Linked DNA regions of Mus musculus: region 2 is linked to region 1. The links are chromatin loops, found by intact Hi-C in ENCODE. Cell type or tissue: heart. All regions are shown on one strand.

What was found. A loop is a pair of places that touch in the nucleus more often than their neighbours do. Peaks named below come from ENCODE experiments on the same cell type or tissue, not always from the same donor. Only the 100,000 strongest peaks of a DNase experiment are listed, where the experiment ranks them.
Region 2: a loop joins it to region 1, with 2.2 times the contacts of the local background. A loop is called at or near these places in 1 of 42 quality-filtered maps.

Annotation. Positions count from the first base shown.
Region 1 is chrX:12,070,791-12,074,790 of GRCm38, forward strand. All of the region lies in intron 1 of Bcor (BCL6 interacting corepressor), which reads right to left. Among named protein-coding and RNA genes, the nearest start is that of Bcor, 7.8 kb to the right of the region's middle. In heart, no CTCF peak of the experiment used is centred here; a DNase peak (open chromatin) is centred at 2,201; H3K27me3 peaks cover 3,128 bases.
Region 2 is chrX:11,941,429-11,945,428 of GRCm38, forward strand. No RefSeq gene overlaps it. Among named protein-coding and RNA genes, the nearest start is that of Gm52427, 48 kb to the left of the region's middle. In heart, no CTCF peak of the experiment used is centred here; a DNase peak (open chromatin) is centred at 2,123; H3K27ac peaks cover 236 bases; H3K27me3 peaks cover 1,469 bases.

The DNA.
Region 1 (4,000 bases):
AGCTGGAACACACTCTTGCCCGTCCGTCCGTCTCCACCCTCAGCCTCTCGGAGACTGGAGAAAACAAACAGACCCTCCAAAACAACCCTGGGTCCTCGAGCTCCGCACCTCTGCCCCCTCATGAGGGGGCCCCCTTCAAAGGTTACAGAGCCTTCAGATTCCAGGCAGCTGGGCTCCACGCTGCAGCCACCACCAGTCAGGAGCACCCTGCCCATATACTACCTCTAACTAGTGAGCTAAATCAGGGGGTGGGGTGGAGGTGTGGGGGGGGGTGCTGGCCTGGTAAAATCCACTGCTCCACTGTTCACAAACCAACGTCAGCAAAGGCCGCAAGGCTTTCTTCAGAGGGACCAGAGATTCATGCCTACTGAAGCTCTTTCAGCACAAAGGCTTTTAGGGAAAGAAGGGGGGGAGCTCCTGTTTCAGAGCAGGCATCCCCTGAGAGTCAAGAACCAAGTGTAGCTTCAATCAAAAGCTGACTTCCCCTCTGGGAGTCGAAGAGGGAACCTGATCACAGTAGCTTACTACCGGCCTGGATCCATACAGGTCTGGTTTTCTTCTCGTGCTAGTAATTTCTTTTAAATACATATCGATATAAAAGAAGCAGTCTCTGGCTGACTTTATTGAAAACCACAGTGAGCCTTCATAACATCCGGACCTAATCCCTATCACGCCACAGCACCTCTGGCTGCTGTAGCAGCCATTCCTGCACCTCTTCCAGCTAGGTCCTCTCCAGCAGCCCTGTCCCCTCCTCTGAAATAATGACTGGAAAACGTGCCAAATGGCACCTAGATACCAGTTCTGGAATCAATTCTGACCTATATAATGATCCCACTTAAGGGGGGGGGGGGATCCAAGTCGTTGCATATGGAATCCCTTAAAGGCATAAGGCAAAGAACTCTAAACAAAGAGAGGAGCCCCTATAGGCCCAACCAGAGGAATGTCCCTGGAGGGGGCAGCTAACCTGCATGCATCCTTGGTCCCTGGGACACTGCAGAGCTAAGGAGCAACTTATAGAAACATGACCAGTCATTCAGGGCAATTATTAACCCTCTGGGCCTACTATGTGCCAAACAGTGTCTTTGATCCTAAAGGTAGATAATTATTCCCAGTCATACAAATGAAGAAACATACAGAGGCTCAGAGGCCATAAATAACTTGCCCCCAAGGTCACACAGCTAGTAAAAATGGGCCATGGTCAAACTCAGTCCTGGAGTTGCAGGAGAGGAGCCAATTATTGGCCTAATTGTGTCACTTGAAATCCCCACTTTCACATATTGTCTTCACCTCAGGTAAGTGCAGAAGACATCTTAAGGCTTTGTGTGTCAACTGCAAGAGCCAGCACATGAAACTTAGGTAATTCATCCAGTAGGAAGCCAGAGCCCACTTTCCCCTAAACATCACTGCAATCTCTAAGGTCACTGAAATGGAGATTTCACAATCTCCCACTACATACTACAAATCTCTCACAATGAGATGCCCTGCTTGGAGGGCCAAACATCAGTAAGTAGTAGGTGGCCTGGACTCTCTGTTCTCAGGGGAAATGCTGACTTCTGGACTGGTCCTATGATTGAGATGGCCACCCTAGACTTGTCACATCATGCAATCCATTATCTAGATCAAGCAAAGGGCCTCTGGAAGGGAATCCTACATCTGTCTACATCTCCTAACGCTCCAAGAGGAAACCCTAGGGACCAGATGGAAGAGAAACCCTAGGGACCAGATGGAAGATCAGCAAAGTGACTTCTAAATCAGGCCCCTTTGGGCACCCCAACATCCCTACCAAAAGCCAACCACCGAGGCAAGCTGGAAGACTTTCCTTTCCCCAACCAGGATATGGCCTAAAGATCCTCTCCCCACTTCCTCCTCATCTCTAGGCCTAGCCCAGGCTTTCATTTCCTTTAGGAGCTCTCAAATCAAAGATTTACTAATCTTCACCTTTGCCTAGTGAGGCCTGGATCAGGCACCACACATCTGGTCACCCCTGCCAGCCTCTGCAGCTCAACCAGGACCTCTGAAATAGACCTGGCAGAGCCATCACGAGGGAGAGGGTCCAGGTGGACAGAAGGAGCGCACACTCCCTCCGTTCACCCCACCCCCACTCCGAGTGGCCATGCTGTACAGCTGACCTGGCTCCCAGCCAGACCTCCAGCAAGTGGCTTTCTTTCTCTTTTTAAAACTTTCCAGCCTTGGCTAGCCAGATGAGTTTCCAGCTCCTGCCTGGCCTGGCTTGGAACTGGCCTAGCATGCCAGAATTTCTAGCAGCGACCCCCTGACCCTGGCACTAGGCAGGCCCGAAGCTCCAACAGACACTCTCTCCCACTCCAGTCCAATCCACCCATCCTCCTCTACTTCGACATCGGCCACCTGGAGTCTGCGGCTTCCCAGGCAATTGCCATCCAGCTGAGCCTGTGACCTTAGCTTCCATCGTGATGAGACAACTGCCCACAGTCCCATCCGTGGGGACCCACCAGGCCTCTCCAAGGTGGAGGGGATACTTAGCCTCTAACACCTTCACCTCCACCACAAGGTCTCTCGCTGTAGAGGGGGGAGGGGAAGGAGCAAGGCGGGAACAGAGAAGGGTTCCCCCCACCTCCACGCTTCCTTTCTCTCTTTAGATTTTGATGTCCCTGGCACCATAGCGAAGGCCCCGTAGAATCAAAACAATAGAAATTCGGGTTGGGAGTGCCGAGAAGGGTGCAGGAAGACCCCCGTAACCCTATAAACCTCCCCTCTCCCTTATAGTTACCGTTGGCATTAAAAGACCCAGGGCCTTCACTGCAACTGTACCTTTTTATAACTTTCTCCTAAACTCGACCCCTTTCCCACATTTTGAAATCAAGGCAAAGCTATCCGGGAAAGTTGTAAATTGCCCCCCAAGCTCAGCTAGCCTCTTACCTGTTCTGCCCCTAGCAACCTAACCTGACTCACCTCCCTCCCCCCCAATAGTTCCCCTGGTTTGCACCTAGACAATAAATTTAGTTTAATTTAGCTTCCGGTCTTTAATTTTAGCAGGTCTCCTTTTTGCATGCAAATCAATATGGCAATTACCATCTAAAAGCTCGCCCAGCCCCGGGTCAATGTAAATTGATCATTGTCCGCCTTCCACAAAATAACACCGGGAGTCTGTGGTGCATAATGAGATTATACTGGAAACTGTCTTTTAGATCACAAATTATATTTTATGCTGTCAGGATCTTCTCGGAGTGGACTTCTCCATTTGTCTAATCATGGGGAGCCCAGCCTGTGTGGGTGCTGGCTAGTGATACTTGCTCCCTGAAAAAAAATAAATGGGGCCATACCACACGGATACGGATTGAGGACACACGGAATTGAGCGTCAGTCAGCCCGGAATGGGAACCTTCAGAAATATCCGGGAAGGGCATAAAAACTGCTACCCCACAAAATATACATGTCCCCTCTTGAGGGACATGTTGGGGATCTGTTAAGGAGGTCCATCCTTAGGCCAAGTGCCCAGGGATAAGCTCTGTTGGGCTACCATGGAGGTGGACAGGACTTCCTGTGCCAGCTTATTTGGATTTTCCCAGACCTACCACCTAGGGCTCAGCAGGAAGACCAACTCTGGGGAGAGGGAGGGAGGGAGGGAGGGAGGGAGGGGAGAGAGAGAGAGAGAGAGAGAGAGAGAGAGAGAGAGAGAGAGAGAGAGAGAGAATCCCATTGGCCATCAACACTGACCAAGTTCCTCTGATGGTGGCCAACCAACGCCTAATTTGGGGAGACCCCCCCCTCTAGACCAGATCCAGAGTGTCCCAAGAGACTCCTAAGCAAACACACTTGCATTTACACTCTTCATCTGATTCCTAGAACATTAGGGCCTAACAAAGGGCCTTCCTAGCTGTAGCGGTGGACTCAGCCCAGAGGTTGGCACATTTGATTCCCTGACCCTGCCTGGCTAGTTGTCTGAACAGTGAATCCTTGAGGAAACCAGGGTGGCATTTCTAAGGGCCACTGGTTGCTCCTGAGGCCTGTGTTAGGGTTG
Region 2 (4,000 bases), 130 kb before region 1:
CAAAATGATTACAGCGTAGCATGTGCCACTCATGCTGCAGCATCTGCAGTCAGGTGTCCGTGGGTGGCTTGTCTCTGTAGTCTCTGAGCCAGGATGGTTGCTGAGGGTCCAGTCACCGTGTCAAGGCATGCAGCAGCCATCTGAAGGTTCTCCTGAGGCTGGAGGGCGAGCTTCTGTATTATCGTTCAGTCTTCACCATGAAGTGGGGGTGGAGGGACAGGGCACAGGTCACCTGAGAGTCCTCAGTGCACTTGGCTCCTTGACTCTCATCTCACCTGGCATGAGTCTCAGGACCCAGCTAATTGAGTTTCAGGGAGAATCTGTCCGGCCTTCTATAGAGCCATCAGGTCCCACAGACCAAATGGGAAGAGCAGGGTGGTTTCAGCATGTGGGCAAGGAGCCTTGGCTTCACTCTGGTCCAACCTCAACTGTCTAATAATCCAGGGCACATTATGGCTGATTCCTGCACCACACATCCTGACATATCCTCTGCTTGTCAGCCACTATGGCTGTGTTCTACAAAGCAGAACTGGTTTTGAGATGGGACAGTTCCAGCGGGACCCACCACGGTCTTATGTCAGGGCAGCCTTCCTAAAGATGTGAGCTCTGAGTGGGTAGATACGATCCTACAGAGGGAGGTCAAGCCAGCACACACAACTTAGTGTGGCACTGTCCCACAATCAAATATAAAAAGAGGGGCTGGAGAGATGGCTTAGTGGTTAAGGTGCTTGCTACTCTTCCAGAGGACCCAGGTTCAATTCCCAGCATTCAACTACCTGTAACTCTAGTTCTAGGGGTTCCAATATCCTCTCCTGGATTCTGGGTAATTGTCTTCATGTGTAAATGCCTCCTGCCCCCCCCCACATGCATAAGCAAAATTAAAAAGAATTTTTATAGAATGGTAAAAAGAAAGGTGGGGATCCAAGAGTGCTTGCCTCGCATGGTCAGAGAGACCTAGGGTGAATTCCCACCAACATCATTGGACAATGAAATACAGTTGACAAATGACACTCCAGGAAGCACTACCACAGAGGTTTCCAGTACCAGTCACCACTGGAGAGGCTAGTAAAGAATGCCCCAGCTCCTTGCTGGCATGTTCTTCTCTCCTGTCACCCCTGAACATGGGGGAGGGTACAAATATCAGCTTGCTGCTTCATTCACACACACCCCCTTTTCTCACCCACCACCCCATCTACACCCTTACTGGCCCCAGAGCAGAACTTCTGCACATTCGAGTGGGTGAAGCCGCAACAAGAGCCCGAGAGGAAAGAGTTAAGGACATCTCTCATCTCTCAGCAGGCTTTATATAGTCCTTGTGTGACACTGAATGGCTCTGGCTTTATATATAGCGCGCTCTGTGCGGAGGGAAGAAGACACCGTACTTAGGGAACAAAGGCAGCGCTGGTCTAATGACCTAAGCTTATTTGCAGGAACAGCATTTCCAAAGGGTGGCCTTCAGGTGACATCTGCCATGTTGAAGCTCTCCTGAAGATTTTCAACAGCCAGCATTGAACATGCAAGTACAAAAGGGTGAAGACTCACACAAATACACCACGACTTACCATCCTGTTTATTGTTTCTGGAGGAGAGAGAGAGAGAGAGAGAGAGAGAGAGAGAGAGAGAGAGAGCTCACACTTTCCCTCTAGATGTTTCCACATGTAAGTGAACCTTAAAAATGTCAACTTCTGCTAGGTGTTTGACCTAAAAATAGTATAATTTCTGTGTCACTTGAAAAGCTGTTTAAAATGACAGACTTTAGTCTGAATCTTTTTTTTTAATATACATCTAGAATAGTAAACCGAAGTTGCATTATTTAGAAGGTAGAGTCTGCTCATCCCTCCTTTTCACCAGAGTGTGCCTCCTTCCCCTGGTTTCTCCCAGGCAAGAGCTTTATGGCTGTGCTGTGCAGACATGTTCCTCTTTGTTCCTTTAAGCAATTAAGAGGGGTGAGTAAAACACGAAGAAAGGCAAAGGCAGTTGATAGCACCATCCTGGGGAATGTGCACACCTTGACATCACTCACTCGGGGCACTGAAGTTCCCAGCCTCATGGGCCAGAGGATGTCACGCGCACCCTGGCAAGCCAGCCAGGCTAGCAGCCAGGAGTTGCGGTTTGTTTAGACAGCACAGGTCACCGCTGTCCACACCCCAGGCTGATGAGTGCAGCTTTATAAACACAGGGCTGGGAAGGCAATCTGAAATGGCTCCAAGTCCAGAGCTGCCCGCCTGCGCTGCACAGCGGGTAGAGGCACAGTGCTCAAGCTTGGGTGGAGCCTGTTGGACCTTCGTCTACCCACTTCAGGGACCCCAGGAAGGACTGGTTTGGGTGTGTCTTAACAGTGCCTGAAACCTTCTGAGAGCATTAGAATCTAGGAGTTAGAAGAGTAAGTTTAACTTTTACCAAGGCTGGTAACTGACTGAGAATCTGAGCAGGTCATTTAACCTTCATAAACTTTCATGTTAAATCCAAGGCTTACACTAGATCCTCCCACTGTATTGGTCCCTGGGATCAAACCTGGGTCCTCAGGACTGGCATCAAAGGCTTTTATCAAATGAACCATCCCAATTTACTCTTATTAGATGGATGTGTACTTGAGCAAATAGATGAATGGATGGATGGATGGATGGATGGATAGATGGATAGATGGATGGATGGATGGACTATTTGGATTAGCAATCACACTGCACACTGCAGTCCTTCTGACCCTCTGCAACTCCCTGGGGCCTTTCAGCCCGTAATGAAGCAGGTACAGAGCTTCTCATAGGTGTGAGTTCAAGCACATGTAACACCCTAGGACCTAACCGGGTGCAGTTTCAAAAGGAGGTACTTCACTCTGTTATTCCTGCCACTGCCCTTGGATCCCTAGACCACCAGCTGCCTCCCCAAACCATGGGGAAGAAACGAACGGGCCTCCCTCCCCTCCCTGCTCTTTGCCAGTGGGTGTGTTCCAAAGCCTGTGGGTGTATTTCAATGAGAAAAACATGAAAACATGGGCGGATTCTTTTCTCTCTAAAGGAAAAAAAAAATCTGGAACAATAAGCCGAAGTAATAACAAGGCAGAAGGTGGACCTCTGCTCCCTGCCCGGGCTGACTTCCTACCTCTCTTCTCCCGGGGCTTGTCCCCCTCCCCGCCCCCCCCTGCCCCCCCGCAGGCATGCATTGCCAAAGTCAAAATTAATTCACCTGTATTGACTGGGCCTTGCAACCTGCTGATGTGTGCTGCCGTCTTACTTGTTCATTCATTAAACTAAAATGCAGTGAGCCCTTCCCAGGTGCAGGGCGCTGCAGAGGCTTCATTTGAACAAGGCTTTTAGGAAGCCTGCGGTCTAATGGGGAGCTGAGACAAGCCCATTAATAACCAGGAGACGGAGAGAAACAAGGCAAGGCTTGCGTGCAGGAAGTGTTGGGAAAGGGAAAAGAGGATCCCTGTGGGGGTGGGGGTGTGTGTTTGTGTGTGTTTGTGTTCTGAGTTGGAAGTGGTGGTCAGAAAGGCTGCATGAAGGTGATGGCTTCATATGACAGACTGTAAAAGCATGACTTCTGGACAGAAGACATTGAATAATAACATGTACAGAAGTGGGTGGGGGCCAGAAGCAGCAGCCCAATTATCATTCAAAGTCAGCATTAATATGCTGGGACAAACACAGGCAAGCCAGCCACTGCATGGAGAGAGACTGAAGAGTTCTGAGTTGATAGGTAAGGGGAACTACAGAAGGTTTGTGCATGTTTTGTTTTGTTTTGCTTTGCTTTGTTTTTTGAAACAGCATCCTCACACTGTAGCACAGATTGGCCTCAAACTCACTATGTATCCCAGGGTGGTCTGGAAGTCATAGCAATCCTCTTGTCTCTGTCTCCTAAGCACTTCAGTTACAGACCTGAGCTTCTATGTCTGGCCAGATGATTTCTTTGCCAGGGAGTATGCATCATTTGTCAGCCTCCCCTTAGATCTAATCCCTGGCATCTTTTGTGTTGCTTCAAAAACACAGAACTACATTTCCCA